2 separate regions of the Homo sapiens genome follow, and region 1 is linked to region 2. The links are chromatin loops, found by intact Hi-C in ENCODE. Cell type or tissue: prostate gland. All regions are shown on one strand. Region 1 has its middle 9.3 kb from the start of TEKT3. Region 2 holds the start of LOC124903931 (a long non-coding RNA gene).

Region 1 (4,000 bases), 90 kb after region 2:
AGAATCATAACTTGGGAAACAATGACCAGCTTTCCTCCTGGAACTTACTGGTGGTGTGGTATTGGGCAAACCCCCAGATCAACTGGATCTCTCCATAAGAAGAAAACAATAATGCCTCACTAGTCCGAAGGGAAGATAATGAATCAGATGCTCTATCGAAGTCTTTTCCAGAAAACAGACTGAAGCTGGGATGCTCGCTTGTAAATGGTTCTTGGAGAGCCCATCAGGCATGGAACCTATTTCTATAGGAACTGTCTGCTCCTCTTTTTGTCCTGGGAGAAATGTAACTCAAGGGAAAAGAAATCAAGGTTGGAGTTATCAGGTGAGATGCATTGTGAGTAATCAACAACCTCCCCAGCAGCCAAGATGGCTAGACAATCAATCAGTCTTCGTGCCTGAAGACTTTCTTGTATCATCTGGGACTACCCTGAACTTTAACCTTAAAGTTTCACTTATAAGGTCCTGGTATTATTCACCGACAGTCCTATGTCATAAATTAATCATCATCAACAACAAAAATGACTCATATTAAGCATTATAGGGAGATCCTTATAACCTAAAGAAGCAGATAGAAACACAGATGGGATACTTAGAGTGGGGAAAAATGCTTGGTTTAATGTTGTTAAGAGTCATTAAATGGTAACCATTGGATTATGGATAGTGTTGTGTTATAGATTGTATTTTGTACTATGTATTTAAAAAACGGGGAACTATACCAAGGCTACCTAAAAAGATCTGACATTTTAAGATCTGAGGGCATTTATAATATGCTCTCTATGATTCTGTAGAAACCGAGTATTATAAAGAAACATTGACTACTACTAACAGAAGGACACAAACTGGTCTAAGGAGGCTGATATCTTATCAGAGGTACATGGTGTTTCATCCAGATAAGCCAATAGGACCTTTATTAGTTTAGAACAATTACCTTTTGAGCTCAGCTACTACCACTAGTAAGAAGTTAGAATCTTCTTAAGAGGAAGACAGAGCATGTCAAACAGAATCAGAGAGTCAACATCTCTAATTTACCATCAGTCATGCAATCACTGAACAATTTGTAACTCTCAGTAGCATGCAAGACAATGAATTATGAAATGTGAGTGACAGTGGTGTACTGGAACTGGGTCATACTGGCTTGCAAGACTATTGTTAAATTTTCAAGAATTTTGCAAGCTCATTAAGCACAGCCTTTATTAAAAACTACATTATATAAATTTACTGTTTAGTAAATTATATTAAAACAATGGCAACAGATACCCAAAATTTATCACCTTCTAATTATTTCACAATATTTTATTGTTTTATGTCTTGAAGTTTATTTTCATCTATTGTATCTTTATAATGGAAACACTTTATCGTGATGTACTACTGAGCATCTCTTCCCAACTCTGACATCAGCAACATTGGTAGCTTGAAAATGACTACAGTGGGAGTATTTACATTATGGAAATGATCAATAGCCACAAAGCAAGGCTTGATTTATAGTTTTGTTGATTGTCTAAACTCAAGAAAGTGATGGAAAGTATAATGCACATTAAAGTATCTCCTGTTTGTAGCCATGAAATTGTGACAGGCACACACACACACACACACACAAATTGAAGCTACATTCTCCCACTATTTGAAAATAATTATCTGATTCAGCAAAGAAGTCATTCGTGTCATTAAAGTTTCCATATACATCTTCATTTTTGTCTTGTTAATGTGAACGGAGCTGTCAACCAACATTCATGTTGGACTCCTCTTATTCATTAATTGCAACTACAGGTTGGTTAGAAATACAAGAGTTTGGCAAAAATCAACAAAATAATTCTGTAAAAACCAACTGGCTATATGGAATTTATAATACAGAGTATTTGTATATTTTATTACTATTTATAAATTATAAGCTAAGAATTGTTTAATATCATTAAAATATAATAAACATTATGTACAGATACATACATTTTTCCCCAGAGATTCAGCTGTTAAATGTTTGTATCACTGTGAATGGGCCCCTGTTTCTGTCCTTAAGAGGTTAACATTTGGTGGGACGTGGGCAAAAATCCTACAGTGCAGGCTCTGGTGTGGTCAAAGCCATCAGAAAGAAACCCAGTCTCTTCGGAGCTCAGAAGAGGAAAAAGCACTGCCAGCCAGGAAAAACTGAAAGTTTTCATTTACGGGCTACAGAGAAAATTGTGTAGATCTTTAAACTGACAAGAGTTTGTGGAAACAAAAGCAGAGTTGGATATAGATAGATGTGCTGTATTTTTATAAAATATTTGAAATGTCATTTCTCAGTGATTTAATAAGAAAGTTAATTTATTTTTGTTGACATTGTTGGAAATAGTTTATCTTTTGTTTATAAACCAGAAACAGCCAGAGTCTGGCGTGTGTTAACTTGAGTCTGATTTGTGCTGGTCTTTGTCTAATTTACGTTCGCTTCAGTCAGCCAGTTATGAGGTTGCCAGGCTGTGGAGATGAAGGTGGCAGATAGCGGGCTGAGTCTTCCACAACCTTAGCGCAAGCTTCCAACACAGCTTGTCAGGCTATATAGGGAAGAATCTATTCAGCTTAGGGTGTGCGTGCTGACTGTGGGCCCCTGGGGAAGGAAGCCTCTCTAGCTATCTCTTTACGAAGCTATAGCAGACGCTGTCCACACTTCAACCCATGTCTCCTCGGACCCTTTGATCATTTTCCTGAGCACAGACTCCCCGTATGCTTATTCTTACATCTCCTTGAAGATGAACTGTCCTCAGGCTGCCAGAATCTACTTTGCTTAGGCAAGAAAGCCTGGAAGTGCTTGGGAATTTGTGCCTCAGGCCAATCCATAACCAAAGACTAATGAGTTCTGGGGTATAAATACCCCAGATGCTCTTCTCCTGAGGCGTGACCCTCTGAGGCATGACCTACCCTGTTTCCAGAGCTCCTCCTGTGGGAATGAACCAAAGTTACCCTCCTGGGACTTTGCTGGATACCACATTCCTGCATCTCCCAACTTCCCTTCTATAATAGATCCTACTTCCCCATTTCTTTCCCAGTTTTTCCCAGTAGAACATTTCTTGATAAATCACTTTCACACTAATCCTTGGAGTCTTCTTCTGGTGAACCTGACCTAAGACAGTGGCCATGTTTTATGTGGTGTGTTCCCCACCCCCATTTATTGGCCATGAATGTTTGGACCACAGGTAAACACCCAGCTCAAAGGTGGCCCCTCTGTGGACTGGCCAGTGGATTGAGGTGGCATAGCTCAAGTGCCAACCTAGGCAGATCCTCTCTCTCATGGGGTTTGATATTGAGTCATATAGAGAGTGACTGAGTCATCATATTTGATATTGCAAAACTCTGGCTGAGATTCACGACTCGATCTGCCAAGAAGCAATGAGATAACTCTCACTGGAGCCTTCTTACATTCTGAAGGACTTTGTCGTTTGCAAACATGCTCCCATTTCCATGGCATTTCTTAATTCTATGTGATTCCTTCCTATAATCCTCATTACTCAAGGTAATGGGATGTCTCTGGTCCTCAAAAAGCCTAAAATACAAGCTAGGAATCACCTCATTGAGGGACCTAATTTTCTGGCCATTTATTGCTGAATTATTTAGGGAAAGGGCCCTGAAAATTATCAAAGAGGCCATAATGATTTGAGTAGAAGCAACATGGAGCCAAATTAGCATTCATATAAGTTGGATAATGAAGATGAGGGAATCTATTTGAGATATTAAAAAGCTGAAAGGAAGCAGACTAGTGTTCTTACCTGAGGTAGAAAAAGCAGCTGAACCTCCTTTTGTCTTCCATATCTTCTGTCTTCCTCTCATTTGCAGCAGCCAAGATGGGGCTATCAAGTTGGGGAGCAGATAGTAGAAACAATGAGGGAAGAGTCTATATACTAGGAGTGTTGGAGCCCTTGAGTTTACAGTTGCCTTTTAAGTCTTTCAATGTCTTTTACTCAAGAAAGCACTTTAGTTCTAGTGATGAAAGAATCAGGCTAGACCAGAAACTGAGGCATGCTGTTTAGGG
Region 2 (4,000 bases):
AGAGACAGCCACCAAACCAAAGATACACGTTTGATCCAATGTCCCAAGGGGGTCTGCCAAAGGCTTAGCTATCATACCACCTTCACAGCTCCCAGGTCGATATTTTTTTCAATCACAAAAAGCATTATCCTAAGTGATCAGGAGGGCACTAAGGGCATGTCTCTAGGTAGAGTGAATCACAATGATGCCCAGGATCTCAGCTTCCCCAGCGAGATCACCACCCCTCCCATTTTCCCTGGACTCATGGCTCCCTGTCACATCCCACCCCACCCCAGCAACGACATTCTGGCTTGTGTCTTCCAATAAGCGTTTCCAGCTCTGGGCTGAGAAACGTGTTACAGGCGTCTGAGGACAAGCTCATGGAGCACAAAACCAGCCTCACCGTTTGGTGATGATGAGAAACAGTGGTGGACATTTCCTGAGGAAGAGGTGCTACAGTTCTGCCAGAGATCAGTTGCGTGTCCATTGCCCACGATCCATTGCTAGAGAGAATCAGATAGATATCCTGAGTCAGGGAGGGAGGGAGGAGTGAAGGAAAAGGGGAAGGAGAAAGGCCCAGGGATGGCGAAAAGCACCCGCATCCACCTAGCCACACCGCCCACCCCTGCATGGTAAGAGCCAACGTTTTATGACTTAAAAGCACCTTGTAAATGGAGAAGTTCCACATGCACACAGAAACGATTATGTGCAGAGATGTTTACTATAGTAGAAGGAGCCATGAACTCAACCTTAGACACCTGCATTCAAGCCTTCTCTCCTCCCAGCATCTCGGGATCATTCCCCAAGCCCGCCTCTCTCAGTCTATTTCCTTGTTTATAGCTCCTATCAGTCTGATATCATCATCACCAGGCACAATGGAGATACTGTGAAGATGCTTGTAAATGTTAAACTAAGTCACAAATCCCCAACATAATTATTTCTCACAGAGACTAGAAAATCATGCTTACAGGCCGGGCACGGTGGCTCACACCTGTAATCCCAGCACTTTGGGAGGCAGAGGTGGGCGGATCATGAGGTCAGGAGTTTGAGACAAGCCTGGCCAACATAGTGAAACCCCGTCTCTACTAAAAATACAAAAAAAAAAAAAATTAGCCAGGCGTGGTGGCGGGCACCTGTAATCCCAGGCTGAGGCAGGAGAATGGCTTGAACCCGGAAGGCAGAGGTTGCAGTAAGCCAAGATCATGGCACTGCACTCCAGCCCGGGTGACAGGCTGGAGACTCCATCTCAAAAAAAAAAAAAAAAAGAAAAGAAAAGAAAAGAAAACGAAAAAGAAAATCATGCTTACAATGTGCCTTAAATTAAGAAGTGAAAGCCACCACTGGAAAACTGCCTGAATGTCTGCTCATCTTCATCGCCAAGAAAATAACTTTAAGATCTAATGGGCTGGACAGTTTTGTAACAGAAGTTACTCTGATGGCCTGTTCCTACCAGTGGAAGCTTTACTAACAATGTGTTGTGTTCATGCCATAAAGCCGACATGGGACCTGTGAACTCTTTTCCAGAAAAGCCCATTTTAACTTTCCAATTTCAAGTCCTAAAAGGGTGTTTTATAAATTAATTCACCCATCTGACTATGGTTTGGAGAAAAAAAAATCATAAATACTCCTCTTCTTCAACGAGGCTGCATCAAGAAAAAAAAAAGTTAAACAATCTTGTCAAATGAAGGTCGGGGACCCTAGATCGGCTCTGAAGTTACTTGGCTTAAATAGAGACCTGCGCAGCTAACCCAGCCCAGCGCTCGCTTGGTTCCTATCACTGAATCTGCTCTCGTTTTCTCAAAGCAACTGGAAGGGGGCAGATTGCCAGAAACTTCCCTGGGACGTCTGAGACTTCCAACTGTCTGCAAATAACACAGTCCTGAACCAGCAGGAGCACGGGCTGGGAACCCAGATGGGGAAGGGCGGGCCGCGCAGGGAGCCTCCCCGCCAGGCACTCACGCTGACGATCGTGGAGACGAACAGCAGCACCAGCACCGCGACGTGGAGGACGATGATACTCAGCAACAGGAGGAGCATTCTGGCGGCAAGTTCTGCTCAGCGGAGTTTCTGCCTGCGAGGAGAGCGCTGGGCGTGAGGCCGAACGCACTGGGCCGAGCGACGGAGGCGCGCGCAGAGGGAGGGTCCCGCGCACTAGCGGAAGGCCCGGCCTGGCCCAGCGCCCGCAGCCCGACCGCCCGCGCGGGTCAGGAGCCTTCGCGCCGCCTGCCGCCGAGAGGGGGCAGCAGCCGCCTGCAGGACCAGCGCCCAGTGCCCAGCGCCCAGCCGGGCCCGCCTGCAACGGAACATCTTTTGCTTTTGGAAACAAAACAAGCGGTTCGCACGTCTAAAACCACCCAGGGAACGGAGGGGTTTCCAGAAAATATGAGCAGAGGCCACTGCACGCTTCCACCCACCCCAAGCACCTCCCGGCGACCTCCCTGGAAGGTGAGAGGTCACGTTCTCCGAGACCCCGGTTCAGATGGTGAATTCCCCTATGGGGTGGAGGTAGGGGTGAGGGGAGTAGGTGCCCAGATTTCCGTCTGAGACCTGGAGACAGCCGTGGCATGCGGTGGGGGAGACAGCGGCGAGGAGGCTGGTTTCCCAGACCCCAGTGCTCTCCGCATTCCGTTTGTCTCCAAGTTTCCACCCAACTCTGCCAGCGTAGAGGAACGGTCCTGGCCCCAGCTCAGCCTCGCGCAGACTCTGGCGGCTCCGGAGAGGTGGTGCAGAGCCAGAGTAGTGTGGAAAGAAAAGAATGGCTCGAGAGGGTTGCCCGGACCCTGCGCTTCCCGTCCACCGCGCGCTTCCCCAGGCAGCCCCTGGGGTCAGGGGGCATTCTGCTCTTGCGCTAGACCCACGTGCTCGCCTAGGGGTCCAGTCTGCACCCCAGGCACTCAAAGCCAGGACACGAACCCCAACAAGCCTGAGCTCCGGTCTGGGTGCGGTGGGACAGGAGCCCAGGAGCCTGGACCGAAGGGAGTAGATGTCCAGCGGACGGGAGAGAGAGACAGAGGGTAAAAGGCTGAGTCCGAGAATTTCAGCCGGTCAGAGCCGGCAGGACATTTATCCCAAGTAATGCGGTCCTCGCCCCTCATTTTAAACTTTGGGGGAACTGAAGGCTGGGATGACCTGTTAGAGGACATGCATGGCTGTGAAAGATCTGGCTGAGACTCTGGGGACCATTTTAGGCAGAGTCTTGGGCCAGGGAGACAACGTTTCAATAACCCAGTTTGGAAAGTACCCAATCCCAGGCCCCTCTGTTCCTCTCCACAAGCATCACATTCAAAGAAACTCTGGAATGCACTGGAAGAAATAAACAAGGATTTCTGATGACTCCCAGAGGGTTTGAATTAAGCCGATGGCAGGAGGCTGGGAACTGGGGAACCACAGGAGTCCAACACTCTCGGGATGTCCGCCACAGGGACTGTTTTGCCAGTGTGTCCCAGAGTCAACGCCTCTTCAGCAAGGCGAGAACTGGGCCGCCCTTATCCGCTATCCAGACACCAGCACCATCACCCTTGCCCTGTAAGGTCTTATAGACCATAAAGGCTCTCCTCGTTGTATTACTCCAAGACCCATTGGAGGGAAACAGGACACACAGGGGACCCTGTGCCCCTAAACAGAAGCCCCAGGGAGCTGGCCAAAGCCCCGCGCCTGCGCTGCGCTTTCTGGCACCCTCACTGGAAGATGCCCACATTTCTCCTCCATCTCCTTCACTCTCCCCACCAAATCACTTACAGCCCAAAGGAACAGCTGTCCCGATCCTCAGGGTGGCCTCAAACACAAACTCGGGTGCGTTGGCTCCGCTGCTGGCGCCGCCAAAGCTGCGCTGCGGGGCTGCGCGCGCGCGAAGCAAGGGGGCAGTGGGAGGCTCCTGGCGTTCCCCTTTAACGGGAACAACGCCCTGTTTGCGTCGCTGCAGTAGGGTGTGTCCCTGGGTCAGCGTGTGCGGGAGGGCGGGACTCAGGGAGGAGAGGGGGCAGGAGAGAGGGAGGGCAGGAGACAGTCACTTGGCCTTAAA

Evidence for each region. Peaks named below come from ENCODE experiments on the same cell type or tissue, not always from the same donor. Only the 100,000 strongest peaks of a DNase experiment are listed, where the experiment ranks them.
Region 1: it touches region 2 in a loop (2.3-fold over the local background); 27 of 110 quality-filtered maps call a loop at or near these places.

What each region holds. Positions count from the first base shown.
Region 1 is chr17:15,348,858-15,352,857 of GRCh38, forward strand. No RefSeq gene overlaps it. Among named protein-coding and RNA genes, the nearest start is that of TEKT3, 9.3 kb to the left of the region's middle. In prostate gland, no CTCF peak of the experiment used is centred here; a DNase peak (open chromatin) is centred at 2,454.
Region 2 is chr17:15,258,712-15,262,711 of GRCh38, forward strand. PMP22 (peripheral myelin protein 22) reads right to left here. Exons shown (of 5, transcript NM_000304.4): 2 at 1,939-2,050; 3 at 383-482. The coding sequence starts at 2,016. It overlaps LOC124903931 (a long non-coding RNA gene), which reads left to right and starts at 2,248. Exons shown (of 2, transcript XR_007065632.1): 1 at 2,248-2,424. RefSeq lists a silencer at 2,181-2,300. In prostate gland, CTCF peaks have their summits at 2,203 (motif pointing right) and 3,782; DNase peaks (open chromatin) are centred at 1,840, 2,180 and 3,930; H3K4me3 peaks cover 2,489 bases; H3K27ac peaks cover 2,734 bases.